Linked DNA regions of Mus musculus: region 2 is linked to region 1. The links are chromatin loops, found by intact Hi-C in ENCODE. Cell type or tissue: gastrocnemius. All regions are shown on one strand.

The links. Peaks named below come from ENCODE experiments on the same cell type or tissue, not always from the same donor. Only the 100,000 strongest peaks of a DNase experiment are listed, where the experiment ranks them.
Region 2: it touches region 1 in a loop (8-fold over the local background); 34 of 42 quality-filtered maps call a loop at or near these places.

What each region holds. Positions count from the first base shown.
Region 1 is chr1:13,146,728-13,154,727 of GRCm38, forward strand. Ncoa2 (nuclear receptor coactivator 2) reads right to left here. Exons shown (of 23, transcript NM_008678.3): 17 at 6,070-6,348; 18 at 5,652-5,729; 19 at 3,963-4,191; 20 at 2,204-2,381; 21 at 1,590-1,788; 22 at 148-237. Among named protein-coding and RNA genes, the nearest start is that of Prdm14, 24 kb to the left of the region's middle. In gastrocnemius, a CTCF peak has its summit at 4,506 (motif pointing right); DNase peaks (open chromatin) are centred at 1,949 and 6,170.
Region 2 is chr1:13,527,664-13,535,663 of GRCm38, forward strand. No RefSeq gene overlaps it. Among named protein-coding and RNA genes, the nearest start is that of Tram1, 58 kb to the right of the region's middle. In gastrocnemius, a CTCF peak has its summit at 4,035; a DNase peak (open chromatin) is centred at 4,031; H3K4me3 peaks cover 225 bases.

The sequences.
Region 1 (8,000 bases):
TTACAGGCATGCACCATCATGCCTGCTGTTTTTGTAGTGTGCTCTTTTGATCCCAGCACTTTCCAGGCCGACAAGGCAGAGAGAAGCGTTTGGCCTTCAGAAGGCCCACAGCCACCCTAAGGTGCACTCTGGGCTCCTGCTGCTTACCCGAGATGCATCTCCCTCCTGCTTGATCATGTCCATTCCAGGCAGTTGGTTTGGGAAAAGGTTGCCTCCCCTCAGAGCAGGGTCATTGACCTGTGGTGACAACATGACACATTTCCGATTTTAAGTTTTGTGGCCCTAGGGAAAAGAGGCTGTATCCCACAGCTAACAGCTTTCCATGTGCACACATGGGGCAGAGGAGGCTGCAAACACTACTTACCTTCAAAAGCACAGCTTATTTGCACATTTTCATTTATAGGCTGGTGACTCAGCCCTGAGAGCGTGAAGCACCTGAGACCATCTGCCACTTCTGCTCTCAGGCAAGTCATTAATTAGCAAGAATGACGTGAGAACACCCAAACTGGCTTTTGGGAATGGACTGGCCAAAAAACCTACTCATCAGCATTTATGTGTTTTTAAAAAAAACTCTTCTCATTACATTTACTTGTGTGTGATGGCTGCATGTATGTCCGAGGCCGGAGTGTAGAGGCCAGCTCTCTCGGGGGAGTCTGGGGACTACACTCAGGTGGTGAGGCTTGGTGGCAGGCACTTTTACTCATGGAGCTAGCCCACCAGGGCTAATAAGACAATGATTTTTCAGCAGACACACTGGGGTTGTGGGTTTGGACCTGGGCTTCTATATAAACTCCGAAACTCAAAAATATTTAAATCCATGCACACATTTCAAATGGTCTGGGTTGATGAATGTTCCTGAGTGGGCTGGCCCATGATTACGCTCGGTTCTGTGTCTCTGTGTACCTCACTCTCAACACTGGCCCGACAGAGCAGAAGGTGCTCCTGGCCCGTGTGGGCTACACATCTTCTCCCTACCCTTTCTAACATGCGCTTAGAGTCCAGGCTGGTCTGGAACTAAAGTCACCAGCACTGGAGCATCAAGGGGGCAACAGTGTGCCAGCCTTGTCACGTAAGCAAAGCGGCCCCGAGAGTGACCGGCTGGTAGGCTGTGTGGCCATGCTTACCAGAGGTTTTAAAAAGCTAGTTTTGTTTTGTTTTTTGAGAGAGGATTTCTGTGTGTAGCCCTGCCCATTCCGGAATATGCTCTGCAGAGCAGGCTGGACTTGAACTCGGAGATCCACCTGCCTCTGCCTCCCCAGTGCTGGGACTAAAGGTGTGGGTCACCATGCCCAGCAGAAACTTCCTAACACCTACCACTCCATTTCTAAATCCCACAAATGATAAAAAAGGTTAATGATGTGAAAATTAGGAAATAAAAACCAAAACAAAGCAAAAAACCCCCAACATGTTAGCAGCCAGGAGTCCTTCCCAATAGTTCCTTCGTCATTAACAAGTATTTTTTGTTAAATCTCACTGGCACAGGTGAAAATAAGGTGAAAAAACACTTTTCAAAATAGATATGGGATTTGTGGCATAAACAGACACAAAGCCAAGGAGAACGTTCTGAGCTGCTTCTCTGAGGCTCTTACCTGCTCGGGACCCATGGAGGGCAGTCCTGACGTAGGCACGGAGGTCACTGAGGTCATGCTCATCTGGCCTGTCATCTGGTTCATGCTGCTCAAGCCACCCGTGTTGGTTGCCATCGACACACTGATGTTCATGTTGTTACTATACATGCTGGTGTTTGCTTGTTGCCCAAAGTGTGGTGGGGACTGCTGTGAGAACATGCTGTAGCGTGGGAGACAGAGTTAGTCTGATGGTAAGCTGAGGCAGTCTCTATCTAAATGGGTGCTGGCCCAGGCATCAGGCTTGCTTCTTCCCTTGCACACATTGCTGGGAAGCACACACACTCCTGCTTTCCCAGCTGCTGGGGGCTTGCTGTTTGCTTCTTAGCATGTGCACTGATGAAGCCTGGCTCTGTGCCACCGCCATCCACAGGAATTCTACAGTTAGGAGTGGCAACTGCTTAGAGGTAATGTTTTTGCTCTAAAACAAGAGGTGCTGTGCTAGGCTTCTGTGAAATTGTTGACTTTTGCTAAGAATAAGCTAGCTTTTTAGCAGTTCATTTGCTATTGCTTGCTAAACGCCACCACCGCCTGGCTAGGGGTGATCATTTATATCAGACGCAGTAATGTGATGTTACCTGTTTCCACCCATGCTCCCCTGTGCCCATCCATTCATGTCTGAGGTGGGCTGGTAGGCTGGGTTGGCTTGAGACTGCTGCATCATGGGACTCTGAGTATGTGCCATCCGGGGAGACATTAGAGGACTCTGGGGAGTTGTAGCCCCAGTAAAGCCAGGATCAGGTTGTTGACTTATTCCTTAAAAACAAAAACAAAACAGAAGCCCAAAGGAGATTGTTATCTATATCATAGAGAGAATGTTCCAAATTAAGTATACACAGAAAAATTACTTTCAATTATCTGATTATGTGCAAATTATTAGATATTTGAAAGAAGCTGAGACAGAAGTACATGGAGAAAACCCTCTCTATACTTGAAAGCTCTCCAAGAGTCACAGGGCTCCGAGGATGCACACTAGCATCAGGGCTAGAGTCAGAGAAATGACATTTGTTCCTGAAGCCCTCTCTAAACCAAGGACGAGTCTACTATGTAGAGACTTGATTTTATCTGAGCCGGTCAGTCAGTGTAATAGTATCGTTCCTTTTAAATTTAGTCTGAGCTCATTAAATTCATCTATATACCAACAGTCAACATATGAATAACTTACACTAAATTAACTTACATCATCTCATGTTCAGGAGATGTATTTCAGAAAATACACAACTGCACGCCCACATTGGCTTATTTTGTTTTTGGAAAAGGGCTTGTGGCACTTGAGTGCTGTCAGGATTATCCATTTCTTGTATAGTTTAGGGTAAAAGAATTCACAGCAAAAGAAAAGGAATCTCAGCAGACTTCCCTGAGCTAGCAACGGAAAGCGAGCAAAGGCACCAAAAGGAAGACAGCGAGGGGGCATTTCAGGGACAGAGTAAGGACCCATTCGCTTAATCCTGCGCAACACTTAATATTTAAAAGTAGCTACAAGAGAAGAGTCTGAAGAGGAGAAGAACACAATGCACTATCTCTGCTCTTTAAGGAGACACGACGTTTGTATTTAGGCAACACAAAGGCTTCCATGTTCATGGTTCCTTACAGATCCCTCAGACAGGGCAAAGCAGAGCCATCTGGAACATGCAAGCATGGACGCACTATGGAAGCACCGAGACTCCCACTGTTAGCGGAAGATAACAACCGGATGTCAATCTCCATGACATCACCCTTGGTGTCTCGTCTGTTAGAATGACATCCGAGAACAAATCAGGATTAAGTAAAGCCAGAGGCCTCCCACGTGGCTCCGAGTAACACTTCAGGAACGACCAATCCAGTGAAGACTTGGTACAATCTTGAAAGTTTTTATTTTTTGTTTTGATAAGTGTTGTCAGTAACAAACAAAGCCTTTATTTTTTAAAAGCTGTAGACTATTTGTAATATTTAAATTGGCTTATGTCTTCTGACATTTCATATTTAGCTACTGATTTCTTTGTGTCAGACTCAGAAACAATCAAGGATAAGTAGCAATGTGTATTACATTCATAGACCCTGACCTGAGCAGATAACATCCATGCATGCTCACCAGAGACACATGACACTTAACTTTGGTCATTCTTAAAGACCTGCACCCAAAGAAAAGGAGGACCCGAGCTAACAGGTAGGCACTGTGCGGGACTGGGAGACTTGCCAGGCCCTAATCTGCTCCAGGCCTCCTATCGTTTCCTGGCTAACCAGGCACATAGCCGTGAGAAGGAAGCCGTGACCAGGACTGAGGTGCCTCGGGAGAAAGGAGAAAGAACAGATAGGCCAAGACGGGACAGCAACGGTGGGAGGGATCTAAGTCAGTACCGTAGTTCGGAGGAAATGGGAACTGCTGGGCATTGGCCTGGGGGATCCGGGGATTGCTCATGGCTGCTGGTAGGCCAGCGGGAGCCACCATGCTTGGGGTCACATTCAAGCCCTGTCCTCTCATCATCAAAGTCCGCTGCTGCACCTGCTGCTGCATCTGTCTCTGCCGAAGATGTTGGTTGAGGATTTCCCTCTGCCTCTGGGCCAGCATCTGTGCATTAATAGGAGCCTGAAATTGTGGGCAATCATGAAGGGAAATCAAGGATAGATAGGTTAGACAGGATACCAATGGCATACTGTATGTAAAATCATTTGAAAAACAAAGTTCCATGAAGGGGGGTCCTCGGAGCAGAGCACCTAGTGAGCACGCATGCGAGTGCTCTAAGTTCAGCCTGTGTGATGACGATTCTGTAACCCTCTGATAGTGACCAACTCATTTCTCGAGGGTACAGTCAATCAAAAGATGTCAAAAGAGCACAGGCCTTTCTACAGGAAGACTTTATGTTTATTTTTAAAATTTATTTTTATGTGTGCAGTGCTCATGGAGGCCAGAAGAGGGCGGCTAATCACCAGGAAATGGAGTTACAGGTGCCCACGTGCTGCTTTCTGGGTCCTCTAGCTTGACTGTCACCTCTTTTCTGCTTTAGTATCCCAAGTGCTGGGAGCTACTACAGCACTGGGGTTACAGCGCAGCTACCCTGGCCTGGCAGAAGACTTTATGTAAGTTGAGGACAGCATTTAGAGTCTCTTTGAAGGAACATTCCAACTTAACAAGAAACCAAGCCACTGCCAAAGGTGACTTGGTGACTTCGGAGAGATGGAGGTGGGGGTGATCTGACAGTAATTTCTGTTACTTTACTGATCTCCAGGCTGCTCTGGCTGGCTGCACAGGTGTCCCCTGTGTCCCTGTGTCCCCTGTGTCCCCTGTGTCCCCCTGGTCTATGGCTACATCATGTCAGATGCACCTGATCTCAGAATGGTCTTTAGATGTCTGCTGAGAGGCCAGGATGAGTGACATGATGTGAGGAGGGGCCCTGGGCGTGTGCTGTACGCTGGTGCTGGAATGGCATCCCCTCGCCACTCACAAGGCTGCCTACTCTAAAGTTTATCTGCAATGCAAACATGAGTGTGCGCAGCACTGTCAAGCCATTTATGACTGTAAGGACAGCAGCACGGATTTCCTATGCTTAGCACTCGCCTGCTTCCTGCCAAGGGGAGGGCTAGATGGATGTGTGGCCTTCTGATGTGGCCGACAGAACCTAACAGGCTCTGTGCTGGTGCAGGACTGTCCAGTGTTCTCAAGTGGAAGACATAGGTGTGCTTACGAAGAAAAGTACGAGTGTTAGGCAAGGCTTGTTTGAGTCTGAGATAGCCTGTCCATTGAGTTTAATAAGTAAATTACATACACGTAAAGTGTCTTCACACAGAAACTCCATAGAAACAAGGCTATTGCCGAGAGCAATGTTGTGGCCAGTCTTGAAGGCTAAACCCGTGTTCTCATGGGAACAGTGGGCAGTACTTGAATCCAGAATTGGTTGATACATTTTTGTAATACAACTCTTGTGTATTATAGGAATCAGCTGACCCTGGCAACAGGGATGGCATTCAGAACTAACACAGGGAGTCAGAGGAACTAGGAAAACCCAGGTCACTCAGCCTATCTGGGAGGAAAAATGAGAGGCTTCTCACCTGAGTGGGCACTCCAGGCCTCAGAGTCAGGTTCACATTGGAAACACTGCTGATCTGATTCATAAGCGGCTGGCGATTCTACACACAAACACGGGCATTAGCACTCGTCGGGAGGGGGACTTTAAGACGGGGTCTTACTATGTAACCCAGGCTGACCTAGAATCCATCCATATTTTTTTGAGACACGGTTTCTCTATATAGCCCTGTCTGTCCTGTGTTTCACTCTGTAGACCAGGACTCTGCCTCCTGAGTACTGAGACTAAAGAGTAAGGTAGCTATTCCTAGCTCAATACATTTAAACAACAGGACATGTGTATTTCAAATCATCTTTTCCAATTAACAGCCCTCTCCAAAAACTTAACTCTTCTTCATTCCTCAGCCAGCCAGGGCCCCCGCCTGAGTCCCATGAGAAACTAACCTGCTGTGCTTGGAGGCGGTGCTGAAGCTGAAGTCTCAGTTGGTTTGGCTGGTTCTGCACAATGCCTGTGGGCCTGAGGCCTGGCCGTGGCTGCATACGGAGTGTGGTGTAATTTGGCCGCTGTCCCATGGTGTGAAAGTTTGGATCTTGCATGGGATTATAGCCACCCTGGGCCATTTGTGCCTGAGATGCGTACTGCTGTGGGAAAACGGGGGGCTTCTGCTCCAGCATTATGCTGGACTCCTGACTTGAGAACTGCTCTGCATCCACAGCTTGGCTCTGAAAAGAAGCCCCAAATAAGCACACAGTAAAGCTACTACTACTACTACTGTACTGAACACGAGGCTGCGCTCCCCCCCTCCTGTAAGTGATGATTTAGAAATACTGTACCAAGTTTACCAATGTATTTTTTTTTAGTTTGCCTCTACTTTTCCTTCTACCCAATGCCTCTTTGCAACTCCTCGAGGGAAGAAGCAAGGGTTGGGCTGCCTCCCTGCAGAGCTTCCTCCTTCCTTCCAGTGAGAACCTGGCAGGGCCTTTAGTGAGCAGGCAGCTGCAAATGTTTCCTCTTTTGACAGAGACACAGCCCCATGTCAGTTATTTTAACCTATGGTCACCTTAGTCACCATAAGCAATGCTGGGGAAGCAGCCTACAGTCTCCACTCTAGACACCCACAGACTTGGGGACATGAGGCCCACTCGAGGGAGACTTTCTAGCAAAGACCGGGCGGGTAGGCTGTGGTGCGTACTGTGATGTGGGACTTAAGCTCACCAGTGGGGTGATAAACTTACTGCCTATTATGTTTTGGTGAAAAGAGTTTGATATACGGTCTTACATAGCCCAAGTTGGTTTCTGACTTGCTATGCAGCCCAGGATGGGTTTCAACCATGAGTCTCTGGCCTCCACCTCCCAAGTGCTGGGATTCGAGGTCAGTGTCACAATGCCTGCCTTACACTGTGTACTGTTTACTACGCTGTTCTCTATGGTTAGTGGAACTTCTTACATGCGTACACTTTGCTATAATTCACTACTACATGCTAGACATATTCAATGTGTTTGTCATTTGATTTTTCAACAGCTTTTCTCCTACCAAAGACCTACAGAGGGAAAGGAATGGAAGGTGGTGTAAGGGCATGTAGCAGGTCCTCCCTGTGCCCTGACCAGCATCTGACAGAGTATCTGCAAGACTAGTTTGTATATATTTGGTTAATTTAATTGTCTGAAAGATGCATTTTTTTAAACCCCAAGACATGGTCTCATTATGTAGTCCCGCTGTCCTGGAACCCACTATGTAGACTGAGTTAGCTTCAAACTCACAAAGATCTGCCTGTCTCAATGAGTACTGGATTGAAGGCATGTGATACCATGCCCAGCTGATATGTGTTTTACAGAGAGAGCTGCATAAATTCCAGTTGCATCTTGCATTAGCTATTTAGTTTTTAAAAAAGTGTGTGCACATGTGAGTGATACACACATACACAGAGAGAGAGAGAGAGAGAGAAAGAAAGGAAGGAGAGAGGGAGCCAGCCCAAGCAAGCGCACACGAGTGTGTGAAGCCTGGAGGGTTTCTGGGGATGCGGCCCTTTCACTCAGTTTCTGAGACAAGGGGTCTTGTCATTTCTGCTACTGAGCTGAACATGGAAACTTCTGGCTGACTGTCCTGTTTCCATGCATAGGGAATCTAGCGCTCTCTCAGGGCGATGCTCTAGTGTCAATATGAAGATCTAATATACCCTTGTCCTTCTAGAAGCCACGACTAGACATCTGAAGGTCTTTAGAGGGCAAGCCGCAGCAGAAGTCACATCTCAAGCCGCCATCAGGTTACTGCTCTGGCAGCCTTAGTCCTTCCTTCCAGACGCCCTAGGATGATAACGCTGCCTGTGGTCTGTGGTCAGCAGGACAGCGTCAGTATACTGCCCTCTCCTCTTGA
Region 2 (8,000 bases), 380 kb after region 1:
TGTTAAGAGCACTGACTGTTCTTCCAGAGGTCCTGAGTTCAATTCCCAACAACCACATGGTGGCTCACAACCATCTATAATGAGATCTGATACCCTCTTCTGGCATGCAGGTATATATGCAGATAGAGCACTCATATACATAAAATAAATCTAAAAACATTTATAGTGGAAACACATCTCTTCAGACTACTTACTAAAGACTCTGAGATGTGGGATGACTTGCTTGGAGCAATGTAATTTAGTTTCATCAAACTAATGTACTGGTGGGAAAAAAAATTGCACCTTGGAAGCCAGCAGCTAATAACACAGCCCCTGAGGTATGACAAGTAGGGACAAATCGGGGAACAAAAGAATGATCACAGAAGCCATCACTGTCTCATCAATAAAAGTAACAGTATGCAGACTGATAGACGAAGTGTCAATGGAAGAATTCACGGTTGTGTAGCTGGGATTGAAAGTGAACGTGTTCAGAGGCACAGGGCCACACAGTCTAAGGCCTTGGCTGGAAAATGGAAAGTATAGCTTTAGCAGAGTGCCAGTTGAACTGGAGGGATTGTCTCCACAATCCCTGCAGTTCTGTTGATTGGAAAAAACAAACAAACAAACAAACAAACAAACAAACACCAAACAAAACCCAAGCAGAGAACTGTGGCCAATGAAAAGCGTGTCTGCATCATGAGGTAATTGTTACATCGCTCTCTGAGCTGCCCAGAGCTCTGTGTGACAGAGGGATGGTATGGCTTCAGGCTCCACAGGTCAATAGAAACAGAATGAAGAGACTTTAGCACAAAAGAGAATAGTCATTCTGCAGCCTGCAAGCTGGGGTCCCTTAACATTAGGACCTGGGATCCCTTGACATAAAGGGGATTTAGAAAGCCTGGGTGTTGGCCTTGAACTTTGACAGGCTCTGTAAGTATGACTGTTTTCTTCTCTGTTGCAAAGGATAACAAAAGAATGGGCTTATTAAAGAAAAAAACCAAGTAAATATATCATTTCTCAACCCCATGGTTGCCCCATGTGAGCCAGAGTGAGAGATTTACCTGGGGATGTTCACAAAGAACTGCAATTCCTTGAGGTGTGGATCCCTGGATGCTTCCTAAACTTAAAGGGACAGAAGCACTTGATCTCTCCTTCTCTGTGGCCTCTGTGATACCCGTTGTGGGACACTCTCGGATGCCAAGCTGACCTTTCTCATAATCCTCTGCATCCTCCTGGCAGCTGCAGACCTTTCCTTCCCATCCAGGAAATGTAGTCAAAGATAAGTAAGGGCCACATGGTCATGTGTACAATTTCAGCTCCTCTTTTTAGCCAGACCAATGATGGGAGTAGACAGGTAAATATTTATGTCATTCTTTTGCTATCTGTAACATAACTTGTGATATGATTATTTATATTTATTTAACAATTTTTAAGTGATTGATGTAGGCAGTCAGGTTTGGGAATGTCTATGGCTGAATTGATATACATTTATTTATTTATTTAGGATTTTTTTTTTCAAGCCCTGACTGTTCTGGAACTTGCTATGTGGACCAGGCTGGTCTCCAACTCACAGAGATCTACTTGCCTCTGCCTCTCTGGGAATAAAGGCGCTGCCTAGAAAAACTGACATACATGTAGAATTCTCTGTAATGAATGCTATTATATGTAAGCCAGGCAGAGTGGTACATGTCTTTAACTCAAGCACTAGAGACCAGTAGATCTGTGAGTTCAAGGTCAGCCCGGGCCCTATAATAAAAAGACTCTGACTCAATAAACCAGATGTAAATGTAACAAGCAATGAGAGCCTGAAGAGGACTGTCAGCTGCCCTGGGGAAGGAAGGATGAACAGAACTGTCAGTCAGTCGAGGGATCACGTGAGGCGCAAGGACAGGAAGCTGTCCGGGGGACAGCTGGCAGCCTGTGGAGAGGGCACTAGGCAGAGTGGGAGAGGGTAACGGTAGGAGGCCAGAACTCTAGCCCCGCCCCATGCTAATAAACTCAAATTTCATCTCAGGAGCAGAGAATGTGTGGAACTATTTTATGCAGGGGAAGGATGCTCTATATTTCAGGAAAAATATCACTCTGGTTGCAGTGTGGAACTTTAATTTATTTATCTATTTTGATTTATTTGTAGGGTTGTTTTATTTTAGGGAAAACTCTCACCTAGACCACACTGGCCTTGACGTCCTGTTCCCACCTCCCAGTGCTGGATTACAGGCCCTAGGTGTATGCCGGGAAACCTGGGCCTTAGAGAGAAATCTAACTTGAACGTAAACCTACAGTCTATAGTGCTAGTCTGAAGATATTTCATCAGGGCAGGGGAGGGACTATGTGAGACCAGGAGGACCAGAGCCGGGATCTCCACACGGAGGTCCCTGAGTGTGGAGTTCCACTATAATCCTGGGAGACAGAAATCAGGGATCCCTGGGGCAAGCCTGCTAACCAGACGGACCAAAGTGGATCCAGGATCCACTCAGGATCTCCAGGATCGATAAAAGACTCCGCCTCAGTAATCGGGACAATGGTTGAAGAAGACACCAAAGGTCAACTTCTGGCCTCTGTCTGCATGCACAGCCAGGCGTCTGTGTACCTACACATGTAAACAAGCAAACTTACACCCACATAACACCTACATCACACCATAAACACACAACGCAAACATGTGTATTCACACTCACAGCATATGCAGCCATGCAAACAGGCACACGCACACTCACACACATACTCACACACACACTCACACATACACTCACACTCTCACACATATACACACTCACTCACACTCACACACACACCCCACATATACACACATGAAGAAAGTTTTCTTTCAAGGAGTCAGTTCAGTCGAAGTCCTTATCAGTTAAGCAGAGGTAACTGTATCCATCGGGCAAAGTAGCAATGCAGATAAAGTTCGTTATGGCCCATAGAGAACCCTGTAGAGAGTCGGGGTCCCAGCAAACACTGAACCCCTTTTGCACAAATCTATCATAGTTAGCAAAGGACAAACGCCCTTGACGCGGTGCAGAATCAAATGTTCTTTTTGTTTGTTTGAGAGATATCATTAAATGAGTTTCTACAAGCTGTAGAGACCAAATTGGGTTTTCCTGTAGTCCTTTAATCATCTTTGTGGTTCTTTGCAGAACTCTTCTCCAGTTTCTCAGAATTCCCTGTCAATTGTGGAGACCACAGCTAGATTAGTCACCGTAGAGAACCCATTATAATTAAATCAACACTGCGTAGCCACTTGGGCGGCTGGCTCAGGCGTGTACACCGGGCAGCCAGTCCCATCGACAAATAGGTTGTGTTCCAGGAGTTCATTAGTACATTGGTTGTTTGGAACACAGAAAATCTTTCCCCATAGAAACAGAGTTATAGGTGGTGGCTTGTTTCCCAGGCCTGCGCACAAAATCTATTTAATACACATGGAGCTGAATCAGGGCCTGGCAAAGAGTGTTCCTCAAATCTTTGACCCGCTTAAACCCCATGGGACACCCAATTCAAAAGGAGCGCCAAGCTCTGGCACCCAAATGTGAGCCCTCTAAGGGAGGCAGAGGAACCCTGTCAACAGCTTCAGACTGCCAATCATTTGCTGCGTGATTTGAAGAACACTTCTTGAAGCTGGGTTGAGTGGTTCACTCCTGTAATCCCTCGATTTTAGGAGTCTGGGACTAGAGGATTACCACAAGTTCAAAGCCTCCCTAGGCTACATGTAGGCCAGAGTGAGTTCCAGCCTCGGTTGGGTTACAAAATGGGATTCTGTCCTAAATTACTAACAAATATTTCTTTGAAATGGACCTTTTTCTGCCATTGTTTTTGGTATTATTTAACCAAGCAATCAAGGCCTTCCTTATGATAAAACAACCAATTATGCTGATTCATTATTCTTAATCTTCACGCTCTTCTTGTAGATGTTTTGTTTTTGTTTGTTTTGTTTTATCTTGGTTTGCAACTGTTTTCCCGTGACTGTGTGCCCCTATCTGGCAGGAGGAAACCCTTGGGGCCTTAGGGCCCCTCAAGGCCGATCTCCTTTCACTGAACAACACTGCCCCCCAGCGGAACACGCTAGCGTGCACACAGCCCCAGCGTCGCCCAGCCCACCGAGCGCATTCTCTGGGGCTAGAAACAAGTTCTGCATTCACGGGCCCAACAAAGAATCTTTGAGTACTTCCAACGACTTGGACCTTGGGAATGAGGAATCAAATTAGACTCGGTGTTCTTGCAGAGTGGCTGGGAAAGGCGAAAAGCAAATCGACACTGAAACCAGCAAGACATGAATATGATCAGATGATTTAAAAAAAAAAAAAAAAAGAAAGAAAGAAAAGAAAAAGATTACATGCAAACAAAGAACAGAGATGGATTAGTCAGCCCAGCCCAGAGGGCTGAGGTTCCTGAAGGAGGTGAGATGCGTTCTGAAACATGAGTTGGAGTCTGGGGTAGAACTGCCAACAGCAAAGGGCCAAAGGGCATTCTATGTAGAGGGAACAGAGATGCAGGAACGTGAAATGCCAAAAATATGTGGAATGTTTCTTCGAGTCATCTGCTTTTTTGGTAGGTCAGCACCACTGCCAGCCAGACGCTGACAAATTAAAATGTTATTTCAGTATAGCTTTAATTTGCTTTTCTCTACAGGGACATTTTTAGATAATGCAGTTTTGGAATATGCATTTGTGTTTTTCCCCCTTGGGCTGCTCAAATTTATCGTTGATTCACTATTGGGTGTGGGTCCTTTGAAGATTGCTAAGTTTCTCCTCTTTCTCTTTCGCTTGCTCTGCTGGGGAAGCCAGAAGAGTCTCACAGCTGCTAAACACTGCAATTTACACAACCTGCCTTACAGCCATAGCTCTGTGTGTGTGTGTTATGTGTATGTGGTGTGTGTATGTGTGTGTGTGTGTGTGTGTGTCTCCCAGGATCTAGCACTGGAGCTTGCTGTGAGGCTCTCTGCTCTGCTTCTCAGGCTCTGGGATTAATGGAACCATCTCACCAGCTTTTTTTTTTCTGTCTGGACCGGAGCTGAGGCCCTTTTGCTTGTGACGTAGCAAACACTATTGACTGAACTAGGCCTCAGGTGTTTTGTTTTTGAAAGCAGCATCTAGACTCTTTCCCCAAACTATTATGATTACTAATGAAAAGTTAGACCCTCATTTAGTTTAAATCTTTGGCGTGTCAGGCACCTGGCAGCATGCTATGACTGCACCTCAGCTTGCTAGGAGGTCTATTGAAGGCCCTCTGGATGAAGCTCACAGAACCTGGCTCTTCCAGCTGAAAGAGGCTGCTGCATGCTTCTCCAACCCACAGAAATGAGATCCGTGCAGCAAAGGGTGCCCTTATCTCTCTGAATGAGGTTCTAGAGGAGGCCAAACACCACACTGAGCTAGAGGGTCCTGTGGCCCCACTGTAATCACAATAAAGCCACCACAGGGTGGAGAGGAGGGCAAGCGGGGGGCGCCACAAACCGAAAGGGAGCAAAAGCACACATGGAAACAAACAAGTTTATCGGGGGAGAAACCCAACCAGCCCAAACTATCCACTAGCGGCCTCCGCGCCTCCTGGTCAGGCCCTGCTTCTGTGTCAGGCTCTGCCTCCTAATTCCCTGGAGTTCACTGATAGATGGTGTCACTCCTTCTCTCCTGTCCTCCCGGTGCCAAACACCCGCAGACTTCCTTTATTCTGTCTACACTTTTCCACCCTAAGCTAGCCCTGACTCCTTTTATCCAACCCATTGGTGCCAGAAGCCCCATCCCCTAACCCCTTAATGTTCTCCTCAGATTCTTGCTCTGAAGTATGCTGCCCCCAGCTGCCCCTTCCCTCCCCACTCCTCAGTGCGGTGCCCTAGAACCTGCCCAGCCCCCTTCCTCCACGTTGGTAATTGACCCAGCCCCGTTGTCATTCCCAAACAATCCAGCATTCATCCCAAGGCAGACCTTTCTCCTGCACCACTGTGGGTTGCACCTTGAAGTGATGCTTACGGAGGTCTGAAGGCTGACCCCTGATATCTCCAACATATTAGCATCTAGCTCACTGCCCATCTCTCTGATACCACTACCTTTAGCCCTCGTGGGTGGGTGGGTTGTTTGTTTGTTTGAGACTGGATCTTTCTGTTTTACCTCTGGCTGGCCTAGAACTAGCTCTGTCGACCAGGCTCATGGAACCTCTATCTTCCAAATGCCTAGATTAAAGGTGCTGCTATCATGTCTGGCTATCCCTGCTGCCTTAGATGCACAGTGATGGTCTTTTCCATTTTCAAGGCCCTTAAAAGAGCCTTGAATGCCCCTTGACTGCCAGAAAGCACTTCTCCGTTTCCTCAGCCATGCGCCCCAGTGGTCGTTCTCCAGACTTCCCAGGCTCAGGGCTAGGTACCGACTCTTTGAGCTACACCTCTGGGCTTCAGACACACATCCACTTATGCTGTCCATTTGGGACACTTTTTACTAATTTTATACATATTTTCAAAGAACCAATTTGGGGTTTTAAACACTATTTTTTAACTTTATGTTTCTGTGTATTTATTTGAAAATCTTTGTCTTTAATTATAGTTTCTTACCCAGTTACACTTAATTAATTACTATTACTAGAAGGCTAAACACACCTCCACATTGCATAAAGCCAATTGTCTTTCCCGGCCTGTTCTCCCTTGTAGTTCTTGCCTGTCCTTTTATTATTCAATTCCCTTGATTAGAAACTGCCCACCTTCTAATTACTCTTTATGTGAGTGCTTGTGTGGGGTGGCGTAGGTACCTAGATAACTGCTCCAATGAGAAGAGCTTTTTTTTTTTTTAATTTAACTTTTTAAAGTCTAATGTAAGTATAAATTGGTACTTGAATCTCTTTTCAGGCAATCCTGAGACCTTAGAATACTTAATTTCCATTTACTTTCTTGTTTGTTTGTTTGTTTTTTCCTGTGCTCCGGTTTATTGTCAACAGTACTCCTTTAGATTTACCCAGAGGGCACCAGTCCATGGCTTCTGTGGACCCTGCATTTCTAGCTCCCTGCCTTTTGTCTATCCAGAAGAAAATCTGTCCAAGGTTTTCACTAGTTTGCACTTCGAGTGATAAAACTACTTCTGCTTTTTAACTAGTTCATTTGTATTCCCTACTTGGTTTTAGTTAGAATGGGATCTTACCGCAGCCTAGGCCAGCCTTGAACGTGCAACCTTCCTGCTCCCCCCACCCTATGAGCATGCAGCACGGGGGGGGCTCACCTTTCCCCTCTAAGTGCATTTTACTCTTTATGGAATGTTTTGTTCATTATTTTTTCAGTACCTTAAAGATCCCATTGCTTTCTGACTTCTATAGCTACCAAAAAAAAAAAAAAAAAAAAAAACCAAACCAACTAACCAAACAACAACAACAAAACCAGAACTCTGGGAACTCAGCGGGATGCGGGATTAGGCACCTGTCCGCACGCCTGATGACCTGAGTTCAGTCGGTGGGACCCACCCAGTAGTAGAAGAGAACAGGCTTCCTGCTAGTTGTCCTTTGACCTCCTGTCACGTGACACTATTCCTGAGGCGATTTGCGCAAACACCTACTTGTCCCAGATAACAATCCATGACTGATCAATCAAAATGCACCTTGGAGTGTGGCTGAGAGGGACTTACAGGAACAGGAGTGACTCAATAGCGGATGCTTTGCACGTCAGCCCTGACAGAGATGGGAGCTCACAAAGGCACGTGAGACTGATTGTGCAGGCTCCGGGCGTTCAAGTCAGAGAGGCTGGACCGGCCTCTTCTGGGCTGCTCAGCTGGTCCGAGACTCTCTCAGACCAGGACTCTCAGAAATCCTTCCTGCTAATGAGCGAGGCCCTAGTGCATCTGGTCAAATTCAGAGTATCTTGGACTCGCTATGCAGAATTTTTAAGATAGGGTTATTTGGTTCTCTGGAGTCCAACTTCTTGAGTTCTTTATATATATTGGATATTGGCCCTTTATCGCATGTGAGATTCGTATAGATGTTTTCCCAATCTGTTGGTGGCCTTCTTGTCTTATTGACAGTGTCCTTGGCCTTACAGAAGCTTTACAATT